Regions from separate parts of the Homo sapiens genome. Here all the other regions are linked to region 1. Evidence: chromatin contacts called from ENCODE Hi-C or POLR2A ChIA-PET data. All regions are on one chromosome and are shown on one strand. The core of a region is the stretch at or near the end of the contact, and the rest is flanking DNA. Distances in the headings are between cores, read along the strand shown.

What was found. Hi-C counts contacts between places; a loop is a spot of excess contacts on that map. ChIA-PET counts read pairs that join two places held with the same protein, here RNA polymerase II (POLR2A). Pooled maps may share reads with other maps.
Region 2: a loop to region 1 is called in a pooled map, with 2.9 times the contacts of the local background. The contact joins two enhancer-like sites. A Hi-C loop is called at or near these places in 3 of 50 pooled maps. POLR2A ChIA-PET finds 5 or more read pairs at or near these places in 3 of 52 experiments (BJ, HepG2 and Panc1).
Region 3: a pooled map shows a loop between it and region 1 (4-fold over the local background). The contact joins two enhancer-like sites. A Hi-C loop is called at or near these places in 2 of 50 pooled maps. POLR2A ChIA-PET finds 5 or more read pairs at or near these places in 4 of 52 experiments (H1, K562, PC-9 and 1 more).

The regions. Positions count from the first base shown.
Region 1 is chr17:76,478,929-76,482,750 of GRCh38, reverse strand. RHBDF2 (rhomboid 5 homolog 2) reads left to right here. Exons shown (of 19, transcript NM_001005498.4): 3 at 1,206-1,376; 4 at 2,897-3,018; 5 at 3,474-3,669; 6 at 3,742-3,822. The coding sequence starts at 1,227. Among named protein-coding and RNA genes, the nearest start is that of AANAT, 13 kb to the right of the region's middle. RefSeq lists silencers at 879-928, 989-1,088, 1,909-1,978. Within about 2 kb of position 1,455, at least 14 of the 41 ENCODE cell types and tissues checked have a DNase peak (open chromatin) inside an H3K27ac peak, as active enhancers do.
Region 2 is chr17:76,621,895-76,625,666 of GRCh38, reverse strand. It overlaps ST6GALNAC1 (ST6 N-acetylgalactosaminide alpha-2,6-sialyltransferase 1), which reads left to right. Exons shown (of 9, transcript NM_018414.5): 9 at 140-904. The coding sequence ends at 337. Among named protein-coding and RNA genes, the nearest start is that of ST6GALNAC1, 20 kb to the left of the region's middle. Within about 2 kb of position 1,611, at least 2 of the 41 ENCODE cell types and tissues checked have a DNase peak (open chromatin) inside an H3K27ac peak, as active enhancers do.
Region 3 is chr17:76,695,308-76,698,703 of GRCh38, reverse strand. The region is part of intron 1 of MXRA7 (matrix remodeling associated 7); the gene reads left to right. Among named protein-coding and RNA genes, the nearest start is that of MXRA7, 14 kb to the left of the region's middle. RefSeq lists enhancers at 1-443, 444-997, 998-1,551. Within about 2 kb of position 1,828, at least 17 of the 41 ENCODE cell types and tissues checked have a DNase peak (open chromatin) inside an H3K27ac peak, as active enhancers do.

The DNA.
Region 1 (3,822 bases), core at 206-2,705:
CCCAGGCTGGAGTGCAGTGGCATGATCTTGGCTCACTGCAACCTCTGCCTCCTGGGTTCAAGCAATTCTCGTGCCTCAGCCTCCCAAGTAGCTGGGATTATAGGCATGCGCCACCACACCTGGCTAATTTTGTATTTTTAGTAGAGACAGGGTTTTACCATGTTGGCCAGGCTGGTCTCAAACTCCTGACCTCAGGTGATCCACCTACCTCGGCCTCCCAAAGTGCTGGGATTACAGGCATGAGCCACGCACCCAGCCAGTTTTAGTTATCTTTGAAAAATGAACTGGGGCTGGGCACAGTGAGCTTGCACCTGTAATCCCAGCACTTGGGAGGCCAAGGCAGGCAGATGGCTTAAGCCCAGGAGTTCCAGACCAGCCTGGCTAACATGGAGAGACCCCCACCTCTACAGAAAAAAGACAAGAAAAATAAACTGGGTGGCCTTGGGGGACAGGGACCAGCACAGTAGGTTTCTCATCTCTCGGCCCACCTCGGCCTCCCCAAGTGCTGGTATTACAGGTGTGAGCCACCGTCCCTGGCCTGCATCTTCATGCTCTTTTCAGGGTTTGGTTCTTGCCTCAAGCGGAGAGATCAGAAATTGAATGAGGTAGTAAGTTGAGGACCTCCCAGACCCATATGGTCCGGGATGCAAATGATGGTCAGAAATAGACCTCACTCCAACCACTGGGCCTGAGGTTCAGCCTGGTTCAGGCTGGGTTTAGTCCCCAGGGATGGTTTGTTTTTGGTTTTGTGTGTGTGTGTGTGTGTGTGTGTGTGTGTGTGTGTGTGTGTGTGTGTGTTTTCAGACAGAGTCTTGCTCTGTCGCCAGGCTGGAGTGCAGTGGCGCGATCTCGGCTTACTATAACCGCTGCCTCCTGGGTTCAAGCCATCCTGCCTCAGCCTCCCGAGTAGCTGGGATTACAGGCACGTGCCACCACGCCTAGCTAATTTTTTGTATTTTTAGTAGAGACGGGGTTTCACCATGTTGGCCAGGATGGTCTCGATCTCCTGACCTCGTGATCCCCCCACCTCGGCCTCCCAAAGTGCTGGGATTACAGGCGTGAGCCACCGCGCCCAGCCGCCCAGAGATGTTTGAACCAACTTTAGGCAAGTTGGTTCTTGGTCTGGGCTGCGTGCCCTGGCGTCAGGGTCCTGACACTGCGCCACCCCGCACCGCCCACCGCTGCTCTCCCGGTCTCCATTCCAGCCCTCCCGCCTCCTGCCCACAATGGCCTCTGCTGACAAGAATGGCGGGAGCGTGTCCTCTGTGTCCAGCAGCCGCCTGCAGAGCCGGAAGCCACCCAACCTCTCCATCACCATCCCGCCACCCGAGAAAGAGACCCAGGCCCCTGGCGAGCAGGACAGCATGCTGCCTGAGGTAAGGGGGCTGGCCTGGGGGCTCACTGTTCTGCCGTAGGTAACAGATGTACCCACGTGACACTTTCTGGTCAGTTTCACTTCCCAGAGGGGCTCCTTCCTGAGCCACAGCTGCTGTCTGTGCAGCCCTTGACTCGGGCCCTACCCCCTCCTTCCTGGGCCCGAAATATCACAGGGAGTAAAGCCAGGAACCGGGCTCACTCTCATCGTGGTCAGGGGCACACAGGAAGGGCCAGCCCCAAGAAAGTGCTTGCTGGTAACCCTGGGGCCCTGGCTGTTCTCATTTCACCCCCTAGGCCTGGACTCTCAGTCTCTCTTCTGAGGGCTGGGGGCTTTCTTTGACATGGGTGAGCAGGGGACAGTGTCTCCCTGGCATCAGCAGCCCGCCTAGGCAGTGTCCGCTTCCTTTGGGAGGACGAGAACAGATCAGTGTTTCTGACAGTCTGGTCTAGTGCCCCATAAAGAGCTCATTGAAAACCGGCTTGTGGCAGCGTGGGCTTCCTGCACAGTCTGGAGTATAAAGGGAAGCGATGTTAACGCCCCCCGTTCACCCGAGAGCTCTGCAGAAGACACAGCAGCAGGCAGGAGCGTCATGGTGCAGAGGGGAGGGACTGGATGAGGAGTTAGGAAAACACACGCTGGCCTTGACGGAGAAAAGTTAGACAATGGCGATTTTAAATTCAGAATGAGGCTGGGCGAGGTCGCCTCATGCCTGTAATCTCATCACTTTGGGAGGCTGAGGCAGCCAGATCACTTGAGCCCAGGAGTTCGAGACCAGACTAGACAACATAGCAAGACTCTGTCTCTGCAAAAAAAATTAAAAAAGAGCTGGGTGTGGTGGCACATGCCTGTAATCCCAGCTACTTAGGACACTGAGGTAGAAGGCTTGCTTGAGCCTGGGAGGTCGAGGCTCCAGTGAGCTATGATGGTGCCACTGCCCTCCAACCTGGGCAACAGAGCAAGACTCTGTCCCAAAAAATATATATATAGGCCGGGCATGGTAGCTCATGCCTGTAATCCCAGCACTTTGGGAGGCCGAGGCGGCCAGATCACTTGAGGTCAGGCAGGAGTTCGAGACCAGCCTGGCCAACATGGTGAAACCCCGTCTCTACTAAAAATACAAAAATTAGCCGGGTGTGGTGGCACATGCCTATAGTCCCAGCTACTCAGGAGGCTGAGGCAGAAGAATCGCTTGAACCTGGGAGGCGGAGGTGTCAGTGAGTCGAGACCACACCACTGCACTCCAGCCTGGACAATACAGTGAGATTCCATCTCCAAAAAAAAAAAAAAAAAAAAAAAAAAAATATATATATATATATATATACATATACAAACACACACACACACACACACACACACACACACACATTATATATATATATTTCCAAATGAAAGCAAATTGGGGCATAAATCAGGGTTGAAGTTTGTTCTCAGGGTTTTCAGAATAGGAGGCTAAAGAAAAGCCAGCCCAGGACCTGGGCTGCACACACCACCGCCTGCCCTCCCTCCTTCCTCCCCAAGAGGAAGAACCCAGCCTACTTGAAGAGCGTCAGCCTCCAGGAGCCACGCAGCCGATGGCAGGAGAGTTCAGAGAAGCGCCCTGGCTTCCGCCGCCAGGCCTCACTGTCCCAGAGCATCCGCAAGTGAGCCCCCCTACACCCAAGCCCAGCACCCCCCACCCAGCAACCTGTGGATTCTCGGGGCCTGGACATGATTGGGCCTGGTCCCTGCGTCCCCTCTCTGGAAGGAGGAGGCCGGCATTAATGAGCAATGTCTCCCTGTGGCCTATTATCATGGTATAGATGGGGAAATGGGTATGTGCTTTGCGGAATATCACGGTGTGGAGGCTGGGGGGCTTCGAGGAGCTGGGTGGATCAGTGTGGGGGTGCCTGGGGCCCTAGCCTGGCTCCTCACGCTCCCGTCATCCCCTGCTTCTGCTCATCTGGTCACTGGGCTCCAGCCAGGGGCCTCACAGGCAGATCCGCCCCCCACCTCCCTGTAGGCACGCGGGCACACACGTGCCATCACCCCTTCCACACACTCAGGTGCACAGGCGTAGACAAGCGTATGCCCACCTGTCCCTTGTCTGCTTCCGCAGGGGCGCAGCCCAGTGGTTTGGAGTCAGCGGCGACTGGGAGGGGCAGCGGCAGCAGTGGCAGCGCCGCAGCCTGCACCACTGCAGCATGCGCTACGGCCGCCTGAAGGCCTCGTGCCAGCGTGACCTGGAGCTCCCCAGCCAGGAGGCACCGTCCTTCCAGGGCACTGAGTCCCCAAAGCCCTGCAAGATGCCCAAGGTGGGATCCATGGGGAAAGGAGGCAGGGGTGGGGACCCTAATGGCTCTGCTTACCGCCCCCCTCCCTTCCAGATTGTGGATCCGCTGGCCCGGGGCCGGGCCTTCCGCCACCCGGAGGAGATGGACAGGCCCCACGCCCCGCACCCACCGCTG
Region 2 (3,772 bases), core at 362-2,861, 140 kb before region 1:
GTATCCAGGGACCTGCACCCAGACCCCTAGGGACGGAGCCAGGGAAAAGAACCCCCACCCCTCAACACAGAATTAGCCATGAGAAGAAGCCTGGGCAACAGCAACTACAGGCCGTGTTTCTCCTCCAACCGTGATGTAGGTGAGTGCTTATGGCTTCATCACTGAGGGCCATGAGCGCTTTTCTGATCACTACTATGATACATCATGGAAGCGGCTGATCTTTTACATAAACCATGACTTCAAGCTGGAGAGAGAAGTCTGGAAGCGGCTACACGATGAAGGGATAATCCGGCTGTACCAGCGTCCTGGTCCCGGAACTGCCAAAGCCAAGAACTGACCGGGGCCAGGGCTGCCATGGTCTCCTTGCCTGCTCCAAGGCACAGGATACAGTGGGAATCTTGAGACTCTTTGGCCATTTCCCATGGCTCAGACTAAGCTCCAAGCCCTTCAGGAGTTCCAAGGGAACACTTGAACCATGGACAAGACTCTCTCAAGATGGCAAATGGCTAATTGAGGTTCTGAAGTTCTTCAGTACATTGCTGTAGGTCCTGAGGCCAGGGATTTTTAATTAAATGGGGTGATGGGTGGCCAATACCACAATTCCTGCTGAAAAACACTCTTCCAGTCCAAAAGCTTCTTGATACAGAAAAAAGAGCCTGGATTTACAGAAACATATAGATCTGGTTTGAATTCCAGATCGAGTTTACAGTTGTGAAATCTTGAAGGTATTACTTAACTTCACTACAGATTGTCTAGAAGACCTTTCTAGGAGTTATCTGATTCTAGAAGGGTCTATACTTGTCCTTGTCTTTAAGCTATTTGACAACTCTACGTGTTGTAGAAAACTGATAATAATACAAATGATTGTTGTCCATGGAAAGGCAAATAAATTTTCTACAGTGAAGATGCAACTAGTTGTTACTCCATGGATAGGGACCAGTTTTGCACATGGTCCCTTTCATTCTTCTATTCTCCCCATTAACCTGCTTTCTTTTTCAAACCCCCATGACGAGAATTGAGCTAAGCCAAAGACATTTCAGTTCACCTTACCCTTTGAGCTCTATCTGCAGGATTTGGACTCTGGAGCCTGGAACAACCCTAACAACTCTAAACAGAATAAAGTGGCCAGGCACGGTGGCCTGTAATCCCAGCACTTTGGGAGGCCAAGGCAGGCAGATCACTTGAGGACAGGAGATCTAGACCAGCCTGGCCAACATGGTGAAACCCCGTCTCTACTAAAAATACAAAAGTAAGCCGGGCGTGGTGGCGGGCGCCTGTAATCCCAGCTACTTGGGAGGCTGAGACAGGAGAATCACTTGAACCTGGGGGGCAGAGTTGCAGTGAGCCAAGATTACACCACTGCACTCCAGCCTGGGCGACAGAGCAAGACTCCGTCTCAAAAAAATAACAAAAATAAAAATAATAAATAAATAAACAAATAAATAAATAAATAGAATAAAGGACCCTCGGTAGGAGAGTGGAAGGGAGAGAGGGGAGCTTCGCTTTAGATTTCATGGTTAGGGAAGGAGGGGACCAATGGGACAGGGATTTGCTTTGCACTAAAAGGGTGCAGTGCCAGCTCCGGGCGGCAGGTGGCGGCAGCTCGGCGCCCTGCTCGCGGCGCCCTGTCCTCCGCGGCACCCCAGGCTCCTTACTTCAGCAATAAAAAGCAATAAATGCTTTTCCCCCACAAAGCTCTAGTCACAACGACTTTGACAGGGTGGACATCACATCAGGTCAGAGCAGGAGAGAAAATGAGTAGCCATGGGCAGAGAGCCCCCTTACTCCCATATTGGCCTCCTCAAATTTAAACTCAGGCTACCTAAACTTAACGACTGAGCCTCACCGAGTGTTACTCGAGTCCAAAGTAGAATATACTGATGGGTTAGATCACTCTGCTAGTATAAGCCAATAGAATTAGAAAAGATAGGTCAATTAGAGGCATAAGGATTGGAAAAGAAGAGGAAAACTGTGATAAATAGGCTACATATTATAGTAAGTTAGCAGGATATAAGATTGGCATACGGAAATCAGTAACTGTCATAAACATAAATGATAATCAAGTAGAGGATGTAATGTAGAGAAAACCCATTTACAAGAGCAACAAAGTCTGTATGAGGAAAACATTAACACTCCTGAAAGACACAGAAGTAGACCCAAATAAGCCAAGTCATCTTTTGTTCTTGGAAAAGATGACTCAATATCATAAATATGTCAGTTCTCCTCAAGTTAATTAATAAACTTAGTGCGATTCTAGTAAAATGCCAAAACATTTTTTCTAGAGCCTAAACTGATACACACATTCATACGGAAGGATAAAAATGTAAGAAGAGCTAGGAATACCTGCGAAAGAAAAGCTATGAGAGAGGTCTACCTCTACCAAATATTCAGACATACTATAAAGTCTCTATAATTAAAACAGTGTGGTACTGAAGCAGGAATAGACAGACCAGTGAAATGGAACAGAAGGTCCAGAAATAGACCCAAGCATTGTGATTAATGGTGCTCAGACAGCCAGGTGGTCATTTAGAAAGAAATCAAACTAGGTCTGTAACTCCCATCAACAATTAAATTCCAGATGGTTCAGAGATCTAAATGTAAAAAAATGAAATGACAGAGGCCGAGGCAGGCGGATCACAAGGTCGGGAGTTCAAGACCAGCCTGGCCAATATGGTGAAATGCTATCTTTAATAAAAATACAAAAAATTAGCCAGGCCTGGTGGCGCATGCCTGTAATCCCAGCTACTCTGGAGGCTGAGGCAGGAGAATCGCTTGAACCCAGGAGGCAGAGGTTGCAGTGAGCAGAGATCGCGACATTGCACTCCAGCCTGGGCGATAGAGCAAGACTGTCTCAAAAAAAAAAAAAAAGAAATGACAAGAGTTCTAAGAATTCATGGGTGAGTAGCTCTTTGACTAGAACGTAAGAAAAAGATTTCTAACTAGGACTCACAATCCAAAGGCAATACCAGACTGGTAAATTTTACTACATAAAATTAATAAAATGGGCCAGGCGCGGTGGCTCACGCCTATAATCCCAGCACTTTGGGAGGCCAAGGTGGGCCGATCATGAGGTCAAGAGATTGAGACCATTCTGGCCAACATGGCGAAACCCCATCTCTACTAAAAATACAAAAATTAGCTGGGCATGGTGGCGTGCACCTGTAGTCCCAGCTACTCAGGAAGCTGAGGCAGAAGAATTACTTGAACCCGGGAAGCCGAGGTTGCAGTGAGCCAAGATCACGCCACTGCACTCCAGCCTGGTAACAGGGTGAGACTCTGTCTCAAAATAATAATAATAATAATAAAATGTTGCATGGTGAAAAAAATCACCAGGAGGTCAAAAGACAAATTAAAAAGTGGGAGAAAATATTTGCCACATATATCACAGATAAATGGTTAATATATATATATATAGTAAAGGACTTTGAGGAAAATAGACCAAAAACCTAATAGAAAAATAGGCAAAAATATATATATATATATGAACAGCAACTCCCCAAAAAAGATGTAAAAATGATTCTTAGACATGTGAAAAAAATGTTCAGTTTGACTCATAGTGAGAAATGCAGGCCAGGCGCAGTGGCTCACACCTGTAATCCCAGGACTTTGGGAGGCTGAGGCAGGAGGATCACTAGAGGCCAGGATTTCAAGACCAGCCTGGGCAACATAACAAGACCCTGGTCTCTATTAAACAAAAACAAAAACAACAAAAAAAAAAAAAAAGAAAAGAAAGACTTTAAACAAATTAAATTTAGAAGGTTTTTTGAGCAAA
Region 3 (3,396 bases), core at 579-3,078, 220 kb before region 1:
AGGAAGTCAGGTTGGAATCAACATTCCCAGGCCATGTTAAGGTGTCAGAGATGCTGTGGCTGCCAAGAAAAACTGGACAAGTGAGAGGGGGACAGTTTGAGACTTGGGTTACTAGGTTCTGGACAGAAGTTCCTGGGACATGCCTCATCCAGTTGCAAATACGGATTTAGAGAGTGGAGCCTGCGTGTCCCCAGCCTGGAGCTGTAGTTTGGAGGGGGAGATGGCTGAGTTGTTTTGCCGGGTATGGAGGAACAGAGGTGACCCCTGCCCCAGCCTGCCCTCCCTGCCCACCACCAAGCCCCCGGAGCTGGCGCCAGCTGGGCTTTGCTGCTCCCCCCCCGCCCATTGCAAAAGATGAGCAGCTGATTGGCTAATGGAGTCCTTCTGGAAGGAGTGAGAGCATTGTCAGGCACTGTGGAGGCAGCCCTGGGCCCGGCCCATTCTGGGGTTGGGGGGCCTGGGCAGGCCCCTTGTCGCCTTCCTGTTATCTCCATCCTTGCCTGCTGCAGGCAGGGGAGGGACAGGTGTCCCCTTGGGAGTTAGGAACGGCCTGCCTCCTGGAGCCGCTGTCCTCTAAAGTCATTCTGGATTAGCCAGTGGGATTGGTGCAGTCACAGCATGCGGCAGCTCTGGTGGCCACAGGGCCACAAGAGACCTTCTTTGCACTGCCCCACAGCAGAACCATCTCCTTGGGCAGCAGACACGCAGGCAGAAATCTGTCTCTATCACTCTCTCTCCCTCTGTTAGTGTTCTCTCTCTCTCCCCTCCCCCCGCCTTATCTATCCCTCTCTTCTCTCCCCTCCCCTCTCTCCCTCTCCCGACTTCAGCACTTTGCATCACGCTTGAATTAGCTTGAATCAGCCAGGGCAGCCATAAATGGCAGCGTGCAGCCTGCAGGGCGTGAGCTTGGTTCACTGTGTCTCCCAGCTACTGCAGCCTGGCCGGGCCCCTCAGCTTGGCCTCCGGGGCACCCTGGTCCTAGGCTCCTAGCACTGGGGAGGCTGTCAGGAGGCACGTCCCGTTTGCCTTCCCCCTCCCGCCTCCACCTCCTCCATTGGAGGGAAAAGCTGAATTAGAAAATTATCCCAGAACATGACATTAAAATGTGGTCTCTATTCAGTCATAAAATGCTGAGACTCTGATCAGTGAAGTGATGGAGCTTGGGCTCAGCCCAGCCTGCCCTGGGGACCAGCCAGGGTGACGCCAGCTGCCTGTCTCAATTCACTGTTTCCATGAAATTGATTGACTTTCATCAGAAACATGATGTATTCATTTGCCAGGGCTGCTATAACAAAACACCACAGACCGGGCACCTTCAGCAACAGACGTTTCTTTTCCCAGAGTTCTGCAGACTGGAGGGCCAAGTTCAGGGTGTCCGCAGGTTCGGGTCCTCCTAAGCCCTGTCTCGCTGGCTTGCAGTTGGCCGCCTTCTCCGCCTCCTCACATGGTCTTTCCTCTGTGCACTCACAACTCTCATGTCTCTGTGTGTGTCCGAGTTTCCTCTTATAAGGACAGCAGTCCTTGGGTTAGGGCCCACCCTAATGGCTTCATTTTAACTTAATCACCTCTTTAAAGGCCCTGTTTCCAAATAGAGTCAGGCTGAGAGGTAGTTGGGGCCAAGGCTTCAGCATATGAATTGGGGCGTGGAACACAGTTCAGCCCATGAGCCGAGTAGCCTGAACACTCCTGGGACCAAGGGCATGGACAGGAACTCCGCGGTGATGATGGCCTTGGGTGAGGTTTGAGTCAGCGCTCGAGCAGCTGCTCTGTTCCGTTTCCTTTGAGACCTCAGGAAGAATCAGCTGCGTACTCTGTTGGGTTCGTGCCGCCTCCAGGAAATGATCCTGGTCGCACCCACCATGGCACAGCTGCCTGATGGTGGGGAGGACTCAGACCATGAGACCCTGGAGAGATTGCCTTTGGCTGGCCGCACCTTCACGGATTCATTCAACGCTGAGCTGAAGGCCAGGTGCCTTTAGCATCGCAGTTTGGGCCTTTATCATCTCTCCCCTGAGCTCTGTACCCTCTTCTCATAGTTCCTCCTGCCTCTTCTCTTGCCCCATTGCAATCCTCCCACCTCAGCCTCCCAAGTGCAGCTCTCACTCTGTTTGTCCGTGTTTATTTTTTTCGTTTAAAAAATTTGTATTGACACCTGTTTATTTTTTATTTTTATTTATTTTTTTAGAGGCAGGGTCTCCCACTGTCACTCAGTTGGAGTACAGTAACATCATCATAGCTCACTGCAGCCTCAAACTCCTGGACTCAAGCGATCCTCCCACCTCAGCCTCCGAAGTATCTGGGGCTACAAGCACATGCCACCACCCCCGGCTAATTTGTTAATTTTTTATAGAGATGGGGGTCTCACTTCATTGCCCAGGTTGGTCTCAAACCCCTGGCATCAAGCAGCCCTCCCACCATGGCCTCCCAAAGTACTGGCATTACAGGTGTGAGCCACCGCGCCCAGCCTTGTTTATCCCTGTTTGAAAGTTTCAGGTGGCTTCTCACTTCCTGAGGAATGAAACCAAACGCTTTAGTGTCCTGTATATGATCTCTGTGGTTGCAGACCCTGCATTTCTGCACACTGTTTCTTTCTTTCTTTTTTTCTTTTTGAGATAGAGTCACGCTCTGTCACCCAGGCTGGAGTGCAGTGGTGCGATCTCGGCTTACTGCAACCTCCGCCTCCTGGGTTCAAGAGATTCTCCTCCCTCAGCCTCCCAAGTAGCTGGGATTACAGGCACCCGCCACCACACCTAGCTAATTTTTGTATTTTTTTAGTAGAGAGGGGGTCTCACCGTGTTGGCCAAGCTGGTCTTGAACTCCTGGCCTCAAATGATCCACCTGCCTTAACCTCCCAAAGTGCTGGGATTACAGGCATAAGCCACAACACCCAGCCTCTGCACACTATTTCTGACTGTGTCACACCCACCCTGCAATCATACCCAAGTCTGTAGAGCCACTGGAAGAGCCGAGGTGTTCCGTGCCTCCATGCCTTTACATGGGCTGTGCACTCTGCCCAGATGCCCTTCTCTCTACATCTGCCTGGCAAGCCCATCTCGGACCCAGCGTGGCTTTCTCATCCACTCTGAGGCCTTCTTTGCTCCCTGCAGACACAGCTGAGCTCCCTTTCCTCCAGGCCCCCACCGTGCACACTCCTGAAAACATAGCTGCAAATTTGATTGTGCCAAAGCGGAAGGAAAGATGGGCGTGCTATGAGGGAGGCACGAAGGTAAAATCCTTAGTGCCAGCTCTCTGTTGAGCACAGCCTTAGACGATGGAGCTCTGGTATTTCGCACAAGGTTTTGCTTTATCCCTTCCCATCCCGTTGCACACACACACACACACACACACACCTGAAGCTAAAGAGCCACCCCTTGCAGAAGGGTTTGTGTCTTTGTC